2 separate regions of the Mus musculus genome follow, and region 2 is linked to region 1. A link is a contact called in ENCODE Hi-C or POLR2A ChIA-PET data. All regions are on one chromosome and are shown on one strand. The core of a region is the stretch at or near the end of the contact, and the rest is flanking DNA. Distances in the headings are between cores, read along the strand shown.

Region 1 (3,470 bases), core at 71-2,570:
TATTTTGGTATACTTTTGATATAAAGTACATATTCCACTCCTAAAACTCTGCTCTTCTGATTTACAATTCCAACAAACCTCTCGATTGTGTTCATCTCTATTCATATTGCCAGGGACCCAGTAAGATAGGAGCTATGTGTTGGAGCCTGATGTGCTCAGCACAAGATGACAACTAAAGGTAGTGATTATTCTCCTACAATCTATCCATAGCCAACCTCTGGGAGGTAAAGTGAGCTGTTCCAGTTCCTAGAATGACTGTGGTCTTGTGTGAGGCCAGTGAACATAAAGACAGCTGCTGTTGGTTACTGATTACAATAATTGTATGGAGTCTAGAGAATAGTGTGTCTTAGCCCATCCTCTCCTCTTTTCCTTCTTATATCCTAACCACCTCTTCTTTGGTGTTCACCAAGCTAGATGAACTAACTAGTAACTGACTATATTAAGACTAGAACCATATACCTTATTTTTTGCATCTGTGCAAGTTAAGGTCTCTGCATTCAACACTCCAGAAAAAAGGGAGGGAGGGAGGGAGGGAGGAAGAGAGAAAGAGATAAATAGATAAATAAATAAATAAATAAATAGAGGGGTGGAAGGAAGGGAGGAGAGAAGGAAGGAAGGAAGGAAGGAAGGAAGGAAGGAAGAAAGAAAGAAAGAAAGAAAGAAAGAAAGAAAGAAAGAAAGAAAGAAAGAAAGAAAGAAAGAAAGAAAGAAAGAAAGAATTGGTTTTTCTCACTTTAAGCATAAATCACAAGACTAACTCCTTTCTGAGTTAGTAAAATGACAGACCGCCATCTAGTGGTAACATCAGTACAGCACAGGATGAATTCGGCCCTGGGCGGATAGCAAAGAGCCACTGAATTCTTGAGACACCTATTTCTTTTCAAATTCCAAGTTCTTTAAAAGTCTCTCCCAAGTCAAAATTTTAGGATTTGCTTTTGGCTTCTCATGTTTGTGTTTTGGGGATGGGACTTGGGCTTCTGAATTTAGCCTGTGTTGTTGTTGTTTGGTACAAAGTATGTATTCCAGCGGCTGGAAGTCCAGGAGGTGTTAGGCTTCCGGTCATTTATCTAAATGGTTCTGAACTCACTATGGGGGTCAGATATCGGGGTGCAAAGTCCTACCAGATCCACTTCTGGTCTAGCTAGCAGCAAGCATGAGGGGAGGCTGGGCGAGCTGACAGCTGGGCCTGTGTGGAAGGCAGCCAGAGACAAAGTGGGAGGGACGGGTCTCCGCGGGGCAGGGCCACTCACCCGGAAACGGAGGGTGCAAGCACATTGGACGTTACCAGGAAGTGTAGAAAAGTGTTGAGTGGGAGGAGTTAGAGGAGTGACGTGAGCGGAAGCTGGGAAACTAGGTGAGTGAAGCCAGGTAAGTTGAGAACCAAAGCCAAAAGTGTTAACGACCTGTTCACGTCCAGAGCTCACGGCCCTGCACCGTAGGGAATCGCGTAGTGTAGACCTGGGATAGCAGAACGGGGAGGAATTTAGGGGAAGGTAAAACGCCGGCCAGCCGTGTGCCGCGCGGGGCATCTTGGGAGAGTCAGCAGCACAGCAGCTGGAACCATAGCTCAGAAACCTCCCAAGTCAAAGGAGCTACGGGGCTGGGAAGGGGCCGGAAGAGAGCAGGGCGTGATCAGTTTTTCTGGTGTTCATAAGTAAGCTGGCTCGATATATTTTAGTGCATATAAACTGAAATAATCCTGATGTGTTTTTCATTGACCAAATGATTGCCAAAATATTCAAAATAGTAGAATAGTAGAATATTTTAGTTTATCTACTGAAGTTTGCAAACCAGTTCTCTTTGTTGAGATAAAGGATAAAGCTCTTTAAATTTACTTACATCCATGCTAACTCCACTGTTATACCCAGGACATACTTGGTGACTTAACATCCCCAGAGAGCTTTTAGCTATTACTCATGAAAGGAATGGCTGGAAATGTAACTGAATCTCAGCGTATATTTGTTGCGAGTTTCGTAGATATAGTTGTAAATATAACTAGAAGTGATTGTCATCACTTCTTCCTCTCCTTCTAGTCTCTCACTCCTCCACTACCTTCCTCCCCCTATCCTACACCTTCCTCTCTTTATCCTCAGAGAAGGGAAAGCCTCCTGTGGATATCCACCCTCCTTGGCATATCAAGATGCAGTGGGATTAGGCACTGCACTGAGGCTATTGAGGCTAGACAAGGCAGCCCAGTTAGGGAAAGGGGATCCAAAGGCAGTCAACAGAGTCAGAGACAGCCTCTGCTCCAGTTGTTAGGGGACCAACATGATAACCAAGTTGCACATCTGCTACAGTTCACAGTTAGAAAGGACATTATAAACCAGTTTTTAATCCTTTAATCCCTGTATCCTATAACCCTTTAATCCTTTAATCACAAGCCTTTAATGCCTACACTTAGGAAACTGAGGCAATTGGATCTGGGAGTTCCTTGCCACCCTGGTACATAAAGGGAGTTTAAGGACAGCTAGAACCACAGAGAAATGTCAGTGGGAAGAGGGAGAAGGAAAAGGAAAAAAGAAATAAAACAGAAAAGGTATTATATTGTATATGATGGTACTATAAATCATCTTTCAAATAATTACTTTAGCTCTTCTATATCAGAAAAAAGACAGCAAAAGTATTTTGTCTCCTTAGTTCTAGAAAACCACTTTGTCCATGAACACAAACTGTTTTTTGGTTTGGTTTGGTTTAGTTTGGCTTAGTTCCTGTGTTTGTTTTGTCTGTGGCTTGAACCCATTGTGTCCCTCTGTCTGGCCCAGAACTCATCCTGTCATGTAGACTAGGCTGGACTGGAAGTCACTGAGTTACACCTGACTCTGTTTCCTGAGTGCTAGCGTTAAAGGTGTGCACCAGGACCACTATTCAAACTGTTGTTTTGTATTTTGTGGTCAGTTCACGGCCACCAGTGTGACTGTGGACTTCTGCCAGAAAGAGGGGCAGTGTCAGCACCATGCTGGGAGTGCTTTGTACAGAGACTGGAGGTTGTAGAATTACAGTATTCTGGTTTGTGTGGGTGAGAATAGTTTGCTTCAGCCGCCTTTCACTGAGAAAAATCTCCTCAGGACTGTACTTTCACTCCTCAGGGTTTTGTGGCAAGTCCTCTGCAAGCATTAGCTCCTTTGGGAGAATAGGACTTCCATCATTTTTAGTCCAGGATAAATTTGGAACCTCACTAGTGTGTAATATTCTCATCCCAGTCATTCAGTTCCATTTCTGCCCCTCAGATTTGGCTGAACTGTGATTGGAAGAGAGTTTTCAGTTACACTAACTGAAAATGCTTTCTAAATATTTTCAGTATTCTGACACTGCATAACATCTACTGAGCACAGTACTGTGCAAGAAATGCAGGTGCTTGCTGAAGATCTCTTTCTTATGTGCAGGGCTCACTGATCACCCAGACCTGCTCACCTGTGGAGCAGAGCAAAGAGCCCTGGAAGATGTAGATGGAGGAGACAGTCACTAAGGAT
Region 2 (3,335 bases), core at 98-2,597, 67 kb before region 1:
TGTCTCCGACACTTACTACTTTCATCTACTAACCTAGGTAGGCCTAGACCTGGATGCTTCTAGCCTCTGTACAATCCAAGCTAGGCCTAGAATATATTCAGCTTCTGAGACTTGCTGCTGAATAATCTCAACCATTTTTAGTTTTTGTTTTTGTTTTTGTTTTTTTCTAATCTCTTGCTGGCTGGTTCTTCTCAGCTGTTCTGGCTCAAGCTCTTCTCCAAACTCACTGATTCAATCTAGCTTTCTCTCCTTCTTGGCCTCCACTGATTGCCTCTACTTGGCTTCACACTAATTTTGGGAATATGTTCTGATCTTCTGGCTCTTTCTCACTCTCTGGCTTGTTCTTTCTTCACCTGTGTGTAGCTTGTTCCCTCTTCAACCTGTCTCTGTAAAACTCTCCTGATAAAAACTGCCTCCTTCCTCTCTTACTGCCCCTTACATATCTTCTCTTTCCTCCCTCTTCTCATGAGAGTTGGGCATATCCTATTTTGTCAGATCTTTCTCTGATTTCTCACTATGTCTACCCACCAATTAGACATCACTTTCAGACAAGGGAGCTTCCTTCCACAAACTAACTTTACCTTCATTGTTTGGGATTAAAGGGGTGTACTAAGGGTGTGTTTGTATTCCAGCCAGAGGGATTAGTGTGTGTTAAGGGCAGAGCTACACGATAGCACAATCCCAGATTCACAGTGTGATCAAATATCCTGCAACACTTGGACAATATCTGAGGGGAAAAGTGTGCCTTTTAGTTTTCCTAGATTGACTGTGGCCTTGTGTGAAGCTAGTACTTGTAAGTACAGTTGTTGGTTACTGGTTACAATCATATGGAGTCTAGAGAATGGTCTTTCCTTTTCTTTCCCTTATTTCTTAACACCTCTTCTTCCTCAGTATTCCCAGACCTATAGATGAGCTGGTTTAACGTCTTTTTTTAGGACTAGAGCTATATGTACCTTACTTGTTTTCTGCATCTGGGACAAGGAAAATCTCTGGATCCACCAGAAATCTGTTTTACCTCACAGCACCTTTAGCATGAGTCACAGAAGACAAACTTGTTTCTGAATCAGTACTGACAAGACCACCATCTAGTGGAGAAAGCAGTACATCGCGGGATGAATTCAGCTCGGGACTAGTAGCAAAGGGCTGACCACTGACTTCCCTCAATCTTTTCAAAATCTAAGATACTGATATGACCCTCCCTAAGGCAAAAATGCCTTAAGGAAAGACAGCCAGGGCTGGGGTGAGAGGGACTGTCTTCCACGGGGACGGGCGGGGCCGCTCACCCGGAAATAGAAGGTGGATGTCCATTGGGTGGTGGTTGCGGAAGTGTATAGAGTGGGCGTGGTTAGAGGTGTGAAGTAAAAAGATGGTACACTGAGTGAGGCCAGACAAGTTGAGCTGAAAAGGCTAAGTCCAAATGGCGAGGGCCCATTACCTGAAGGAGCTGTAGGTCTGCATCGTGTGAGATCGAATGGTGCGGAGCTGAGTATAGAAGACACAGGTTGGGGTCCTGTGAGGACCCAAAAACTCCCCTATGCCGCAGATGCCTTGAACATCCTGGAGTCAGCAGTCTGTGGCTCAGCCGGGGAACCGTAGCCCGGCGGGTCTGGAACCTCCCAGGTCAGAGGAGCTGCGGGGCTGGGAAACTAGGGTCTTGGTGGTGGTTATCCGGGGGGCGGGGATACTGCCTGGCCCAGTAAGAGGGAGAAAAGAGAAAAGTTGAGTGGAGTCTACAAAAGTAATTAAGGAAAAGAAAGCCCCGTCCTTTCCTATGTTTGTGGGCGCCACGTGACCAGAACCGGGGTTGTAGTGGGCGGGTTTAGAAGAGCTTCTTTAAAGATCAGAGCCCCAGTGACAACAACAACAACAACAACAACAAAAGGAGACACAGTTTCCTGGCTGCAGCCTAGGAGAGTCAGCAGTGCAGCACAGGAAAAGACAGCCAATCGAACCTGGAGCTTCCCAAATGTTCTTATTAAATAACCTAGAATATTTGAATTTATCTGTTGATATTTCAAATGCAGTTCACTTTGTTTAGGTGAAAAGGACAAAGCTCTTGAAATTTACATTCATCCATCCTAACTCTCCTGTTACACCCAAGGACTTACTTGGTGACTTGGCATCCCTAGAGAGCGTTTATATACTAGTCATAAAAGCAATGGCTGCAAATATAATAGAATCCAAAAGTGTGCACTAACACAACTGTTCAAACTGTAGGTTGTTGTTTTGTTTTGTTTTGTTTTGTTGTTGATACTTGACAGTGGTGTGACTGTGAACTTCTTCCAGGAAAAGGTGGAATGCCTTCTGAAAGGTCAGAAGGTTTTTATATAGAGACTGGATACTGCAGAATTACAGCAATCTGGTTTTTGTACGTGAGAATACTTTGCTTGCTCTCTCCCTTATTCATCTTCAGGGTCCTGGAAAACAAGTGTGCATTGTGTGATCCCTGCATGACAAAGTCTTGCTTGGTTCATGCTATATTAAGAATCTCACAAGTGTATAGTGCTGTCATCACAATCATTGAGTTCCATTTCTTCCCGTCAGTTTTAACTGAGTTGTGATTGAATGTGGGCTTCCAGTTATGCTAAATGGAAATGAGTTCTAAATATTTATATCACTATAAAATCCTCTCTTTATCTACTGAGCACAGTACTGTAGTAGAAATCCATGTGCTTTCTGATGAATCTCGTTCTCATGTACATGGCTCACTGATCACCCACATCTGCTCACCTGTGTAGCAGAACAAGTGCCCTAGAACATTAGAGAGACAGGAGACAGTGGCTAAAGATCCAGGTATGTTGGAGGATTGGTGAAGGGATGGTAAGGGATTCCGGTAAATGTGGAAGTGGGACATAAAATCAGTTTTGCCACATTCTGTTTCACTAGAAATAATTTTGGAGACTTCCACTGAGAAAAATCTCCTCAGGATTATCCTATTGTAAAGATGAGAAGACTTTCTACAGAAGAACTGATCTTAGGAGGCAATAAACTTTTACTTGATTGTGCATGTGAGTGATGCTGTCCTTATTCCATGCACATCACTGATCCAGTCTACATTCATCAGTATTAAATGGTTTCCACTTCAGTGATTTTAATGTATTATAAAATGATGAAAATTAATACCTCTAGGTGTATTTATTGTTTTGTGATTGGGGGCTTTGGTATTATAGCACATTCTCTAACTTTTAGTGTTAATTTCTCTATTCCTGAAAATAATAGTTTTGATAAGAATCGGGAACTATACTTACAGACAGTTAAATTCTGTCTATCCTGTCTTCCCAAGGATACCTCCTATTGTCTTTTATGACAATTCCAAGTGGTTTGCATTGCTGTGA

Evidence for each region. Hi-C counts contacts between places; a loop is a spot of excess contacts on that map. ChIA-PET counts read pairs that join two places held with the same protein, here RNA polymerase II (POLR2A).
Region 2: POLR2A ChIA-PET joins it to region 1 with 20 read pairs in Patski. The contact joins the promoter of Zfp677 here to the promoter of Zfp51 in region 1. A Hi-C loop is called at or near these places in 1 of 37 maps with a recorded cell type or tissue (gastrocnemius). POLR2A ChIA-PET finds 5 or more read pairs at or near these places in 1 of 5 experiments (Patski).

The regions. Positions count from the first base shown.
Region 1 is chr17:21,449,054-21,452,523 of GRCm38, forward strand. Zfp51 (zinc finger protein 51) reads left to right here and starts at 1,321. Exons shown (of 5, transcript NM_009558.4): 1 at 1,321-1,368; 2 at 3,384-3,470. The coding sequence starts at 3,447.
Region 2 is chr17:21,382,401-21,385,735 of GRCm38, forward strand. Zfp677 (zinc finger protein 677) reads left to right here and starts at 1,348. Exons shown (of 4, transcript NM_172486.2): 1 at 1,348-1,620.